2 separate regions of the Homo sapiens genome follow, and region 2 is linked to region 1. Evidence: chromatin loops called from intact Hi-C (ENCODE). Cell type or tissue: breast epithelium. All regions are shown on one strand. Each heading gives the region's core, and the rest is flanking DNA. Links, peaks and the distances in the headings are about the cores only. Region 1 holds the start of ASTN1 (astrotactin 1). Region 2 overlaps BRINP2 (BMP/retinoic acid inducible neural specific 2).

The links. Hi-C counts contacts between places; a loop is a spot of excess contacts. Peaks named below come from ENCODE experiments on the same cell type or tissue, not always from the same donor. Only the 100,000 strongest peaks of a DNase experiment are listed, where the experiment ranks them.
Region 2: a loop joins it to region 1, with 15 times the contacts of the local background. A loop is called at or near these places in 2 of 110 quality-filtered maps.

What each region holds. Positions count from the first base shown.
Region 1 is chr1:177,163,725-177,166,641 of GRCh38, forward strand. ASTN1 (astrotactin 1) reads right to left here and starts at 988. Exons shown (of 23, transcript NM_004319.3): 1 at 670-988. The coding sequence starts at 952. In breast epithelium, for the core only: no CTCF peak of the experiment used is centred there; no DNase peak of the experiment used is centred there; H3K4me3 peaks cover 1,229 bases; H3K27me3 peaks cover 1,537 bases.
Region 2 is chr1:177,231,926-177,234,842 of GRCh38, forward strand. The region is part of intron 2 of BRINP2 (BMP/retinoic acid inducible neural specific 2); the gene reads left to right. Among named protein-coding and RNA genes, the nearest start is that of BRINP2, 62 kb to the left of the region's middle. In breast epithelium, for the core only: no CTCF peak of the experiment used is centred there; no DNase peak of the experiment used is centred there.

The sequences.
Region 1 (2,917 bases), core at 272-2,771:
AACTGTGACGTGACATGGATGTGTGGATGTGGTTGAATTAGGGGGTTGTGACATCTAAGCATGGAGGTAGGACTTCCCAGAATGAACAGCTGGGGGATAAGAAACTTGAGTGTTTGGAAGGGAGGGTGTCAGTAGCCTGGTGACAGATAAAGGGCTCTCCATGAATGAAGACTAGAATCTGGCTTGCACATAGCTGGCAAGGTGATGACAGGATACCTGTTTCTAAAGCCCCCAGGAAGTGCTGTAGGTGGGTGTGGGTATCCAGAGTGAGTGAAGCAAAGAGCTGAGCATGTGGCTAGGGAGTGGGGAGAAGGGATTATGGGAGTTGAACTGGTAGCAGACAAAAAGTGCTGTGTGGATGTGCTCCTGAATCAAAGCTGGGAGGTCAAGGCTGGGAGAGGTTTCAGAGAGACTCATGCAACCTGTTTCTTTGAGGCAGGGCAGCTGAGAGGAGGCTCAGCATCCAGGTCGGATTTGGGGAGAAGTCAGGTGCACAGAGGCGCTAGTATGCAAGTGGGTGTGGAGAATGGTCCGGGAGTGGGGCGGATCCGGGAGGTAGGAGTGGGGGAGGGGAGGTCGTCGGCGAGTGGGTGTGTAGAGCGAGCTGGAGTGGGGGGTGGGGGCGCCGGTCCAGCGCCTCCGGCCGCCTCGACCTCCCCCGGGACTCACCCAGCACGAAGTAGGGCAGCTCCGTGTTCTCCAGGTCGTCCACCACGACCATTTCTCCCGGGAAGTCGTTGCGCACCGAGAAGAGGAGCTTGGGCTCCGAGGCCGAGGGGCTGTGCATGATGCTCAGGTCGTTCTCGCGCAGGAAGGGCAGTGCCGACACCGTGATGCTTTTGAGCTTGCACTCCAGCTCCTTGGATGGATCCACGTCGCCGGCGGCCGTGGCCAGCACCGCCGCCGGCCCCCAGCAGCAGGCGAGCAGGGCGCAGAGCCCGGCTAAAGCCATCTTGAGCCCCGGCCGCCTTCCTCCTAGCGCTGCGATGGTGGGGGAGGAAGCGAGCGGGGAGGGAGCGAGGGAGCGAGCGCGGGAGGCGGGGGAGGTTAGGGAGGGGATGGAGAGCCGGGAGAGCCCTGGACCCCGGAATGAGATGCCGCTTGCAGAGTCCTGGGTTTAAGCTCTGATGTCTGGAGAGCCCCGGATTCTTTGTTTCCCGGAGCTGCTTATCTGGAGAAGGGAAAGCGGGGGAGGGGGGAGAGGAGAAAAAGGGAAGGAAGGACGTCGAAAGGAAAGAGGAAGGGAGCTGAGGATTCTAGGGAATCAGGTCAGCCCCCAGCTGGCTGCCGGTGCTCCTGCCTCTCTCCTCCGTTGCATCCTCCAACACGAGCAAGGCTCTTGGCTATGAACTACCTGCACGGCATTTTTAATACATTGATCTTTGCAATGTAAAATCTTCCCTCTCGCATCATCATCCAGAAGGCTTGAGAGAGGCACACACAGACATACACCTTAAAGGGCGCTTCTGCAAAGCTGCGCGGTGAGGGGAGATGAAAATTCCCCCAGTGGTTTTGTGGATGTATTATAGCTTGTCCGAATCTTGCTTCCACCCCGCCCCGTCCCCCACTAGTTGGATTTGTACATAGGATAAACGGGAGCTGGGAATGCACATGTGCATATTTTTACTTAGCACTAACTTTGCAAAATATTTAAAGAAAATATTTGTTATACTGGTTTAGATGGATGGATAGATATGCACAACAGAGTAAGGTGCACAGTTAAGCAGGAGATCGAAACTTTTACTCGCAACTTCTCTCTGCTTCATTTCATTTCTATCACAAATTTTATCTGTAGTAACCAATAAAAAGATGATTTGGGGAATATTATAGCTGATAGAAAAAAAGTAGGGTTAGCTCAAATAAATCTTGAAACTTTAATTTTAGACAATCTAGTAAATAGGACAAAGCTGGAAAGAAATTGTGAGAAAAACCAAAGTTCCTAAGCATTCTTAACAGATGGAAAAGTAATAAAAGAATATCCTTGGGTATGAGCTAAGTCAATCCCAATCCAGTCAAGAGTACAACAGGGAAGATGTTCAGCACCCTGCGTAAGTATTCTGAAGAATAACACCACCACCACCACCACCAAAACCCATGTAAGATCTGTTCCCAGTAGTGCTCAACAATGTTGCCTTTTAAAAATGATGACAATATGCAATAAACAGTGGTAGAAAAGTGACATTGTGTATTCTGAAATCTGACATTTAACTGAACTTTCTCTCACATGATAACCAATAACTTATTTCAAAAGTGTGTCCCTCCATTGTTATTGGGTCAATGCTAACTTCAATACTAGGTGCTGTGAAGACTGTGTTATTTGTAGTTCTCACTCTAGAAATTTAATGCACTACTGTTCTAAAAGAGGACCCCTACTTAAGAAACAATTACATTTTCATTCTACCTGGTGTCAGTTTATTGGCATATGTGAAAATATGTTCTTTAAAAGACAAAAAAGCTTTTGCCATATATTTTACAAAGTTTATCTAATTGAATAGAGAAAATAAGCCATATTTAAGGTAATGTTTAAGTAGTGAAAGATCATTTACCACATATGCAAAGAAAAGAAGAACAAAGACACTTTATTAGTTGAGTTTTTATATGTAACTTATCTGGGAATTAACCCCAAGTTATCTTACCATGCAGCATTGCAAACTACTGTAAACTACTGTAAAAAAGATGTACCAGCTAACGACTTTTGAAAACTCATCCTGATCGTCATTGCTCCCCTAAGAGATACTGAGTGAGACAAAAACCCCATGATATCTCTTTCATTCTGTTATCCCTAGCATAAACAAAAATCTAGTATTAAACTTACTTATGCAAGGTTATTTGCCATTGAATAATTATAGTGGATGTCAGGAACACACCCTTGATACTAGAATGTGAGAAATGGCATGTAAGTACCTGATCATGTATT
Region 2 (2,917 bases), core at 127-2,626, 68 kb after region 1:
TTTCTAGATGGCAAATTCAGGGTGACCTTCCCTTTATTAAAGAATTTTTTTCAATCTTTCAAAAAAATCAGAAAATCCACTCTAGAATGTGCTTAAGCAGAGAATCCCTCCAGTCCAGTAAAATAAGATTTAATTTACCTTAGACTTTTTAGTTTATCCCAAATCTCACAGAAGCACTGTTATCACCAAAAATAATTTTTAAAAAGTGTATTGGAATTGAAGTCAGGCTGGGAGTCCTAACACCACTCTCCACTTCAAGGAGCTGTAGAAACTAGAGGGAACAAACTCTCAGCTTCCTTATCCCCTCAGGAGAGTTTTCTTCCGGACAGCCTGGTAGCCACTTAGCACCTGGGCGGCAGCTCCAAGTTGGCCCACGGGGAGTGTCTGTAATCATTTCTGCACCATCAACTGTTCTATCAGTTGGTAATGGTTTTCTGATCATTTAATGTGACAAGCTCTTACACTGTGCCATTCTGTTTCTCTGGGGTCAGTTATTGCACATGAACCTGTACTTGAGGAAACAGTAACCAGTCATTCTGACAGGAGTGTAGTATTCTGATTTGTGACCTTTTGGTGGGGCAGAGAGAGGATAGTCACACACCGCTGCTTCAGGAGCATTCCTCGAGTTTTGCCTTTAGTGATGAAGCAAAATGGTGGCTCATGCGCACTTGTAGGGCTCTACATTATCCCAGTGGGAATTCATTTTTGTCCCTTCCCACTTTGTTTCTAGTGGCAATTTCCTCTGGCAAATTTAGGACCTTGCTGGATTGACTAAAGCAGGTCAAAGAAAACTGGTAAAACATACATCGACAGTCATCCTCAAATTTCTCTCCTATAATCCAGAAGAGTAGAAAGAGGAAAAAAAAAAACAACAGAGAATATCAGAAATGCTTTGAAGGGGAAATACTGGGTCTCAAACAGAATTAAGGTTTTGTTTCACCCTTTAAGGAAGCTTTTGGGGCATGGAAATCAGATAGTAGCCACATGTGTCTTCCATTTATAAGCGGATGCACTGTGGTAGAGAATAATAAACCTATGATTCAAGGGGGTCAGTATATTTGGTGCAGAATCACTTGAAGATTTCATAGGAAAGAGACCCTCCTTCTCTTCTACCTGTTGAACAGATCAAAACAATTGTACAGCAAGTTTCTAACATTAAACTACAAATTATACCTATTCTTATTAGGATGTTGGAGTATGCTCTAACTTTGAGATGACTAGTCATTCTAGAATAGCTGCAGCCTCTCTAATCACGGACCTCCAGAGATTGTTTTTCTCTTCATTACAAGTTTGTATTCATACAGACATAGGTGCTTAAGAGTGAAGGTCCTGGAGCCAGGTGACCTGGGTTCTAATCCTGGAGCTGCAACTTTCTACCTGTATAATATCGGGCAAATTACATAGTTTTCTTGTTCCTCAATTTTCCTATTTGTAAAGTGGGGACAGTAATAGTGCCTATCTAATGGATTAAGGTGAAAATTAAAGGAAGTATTTGATGTAGGCACTTAGGATAGTGCTTAATAAATACTGCCGATTTTTATTAGGTTGTTCTCTAAAAATTAGCCTATGCAGGAAGGATAATGAGATAAGAATCATAGGTGTTTTTTGCTTTAATGTCTGCTGAGGGTCTAGCATTCGACAGCCTATATTAGAAGGGGGAACACTGTTCTCTTGCTTTCCTTTTTAAAGCACGTTAACCTTTACCCTTCAATTCAGCTCTTTGCTGGGAGGGGAACTCAACTGAAGAATAATTGGATCTTCTCTGGGGCACACTCTTACTGGCCTTGTGGGCTACCAGAGGGAGCAAGATGGTTTCCAGCATATGTTAAAGTTGCCATAGGTCAAGCCCTTGTGTCTAAAGTTAAGGATGGCTCACTGAGCAGGCCTTTCTTAGGCATGTCCTCCAGTGGCCGGTGACTGCAGGCTCCTTTGTTCCAGGGATGAAAAGCATAGTCTTAGGATACACCATGAAGAGAACAGAGACAATATGCACTCTGGTTAAGCCCTCCTAGATAACAGGATGGGCTTGGGCATTTCACCCAATTTTTGACAATCTTGTAAATTGAACATTGACCAACCTCTCAGCATGTCTTTGAGCCTTGTCAAAACAAGATCTGATCTATTAGCCTCCTTCTCAGATCCATCTCTTAATAGGCTCATGGTAAGAGCTAGAAGAACAGAGGTCCTGTTTCCAGTTCCATGTGTGACTTCCGGGCTCCCCATACCTTGCTCCATTCCATAGCCCCCACTGCAATAAACGCTTAGAGACCAACTTTTCACAGCAGCCTTATGATGGGCTACTAGGGTCTAAGGCATGTGAAATGCACTTGTTCAAGGTCAGAGAGGTAGCCAGTCACAGCCAGAAATAGCACTCAGGGCTCCTGACTTGAAGTCTCCTGCTCATTACTCTAGACCATGCCACCTCCCTTTGACTGGTAAGTGCATCTTCATCATAACACGCACCTACTCAGGCACCTAAATTGAGCTGATGCAAATGTAAATATGGTTTCTTGAAACAATCTAGTGGTAATGTTCCATTCTCTCTTTGCTACAAATCAAAGTAATGAGCAGTCTGTTTTTTTTTATTTCTTTTTTGTATTAAGATTTTAATAGAGAGATAATCATGGGATTGGACAAAATCCAAGCCACTATGATGAAACACTTAAAACTCGGAAAGAATACATTAACATTGAGAGAGAAAGTTGGAAATCAAATAGAACGATGAGTGGTTGGGAGGAAAGCAATGCTGAATGGAATTCCAAAATATTGACCTTAGTCATTATCACATCTACTTCTAGCTACCTCTTTTTGGAAAGGGATGGTCTGGGGATACATTAGAAGCCACATGTTAGAAGTCAAAACAAAATAGAATTAAATACATATCTTTATTGACTAAAAGGGACATCATAGTCTTATC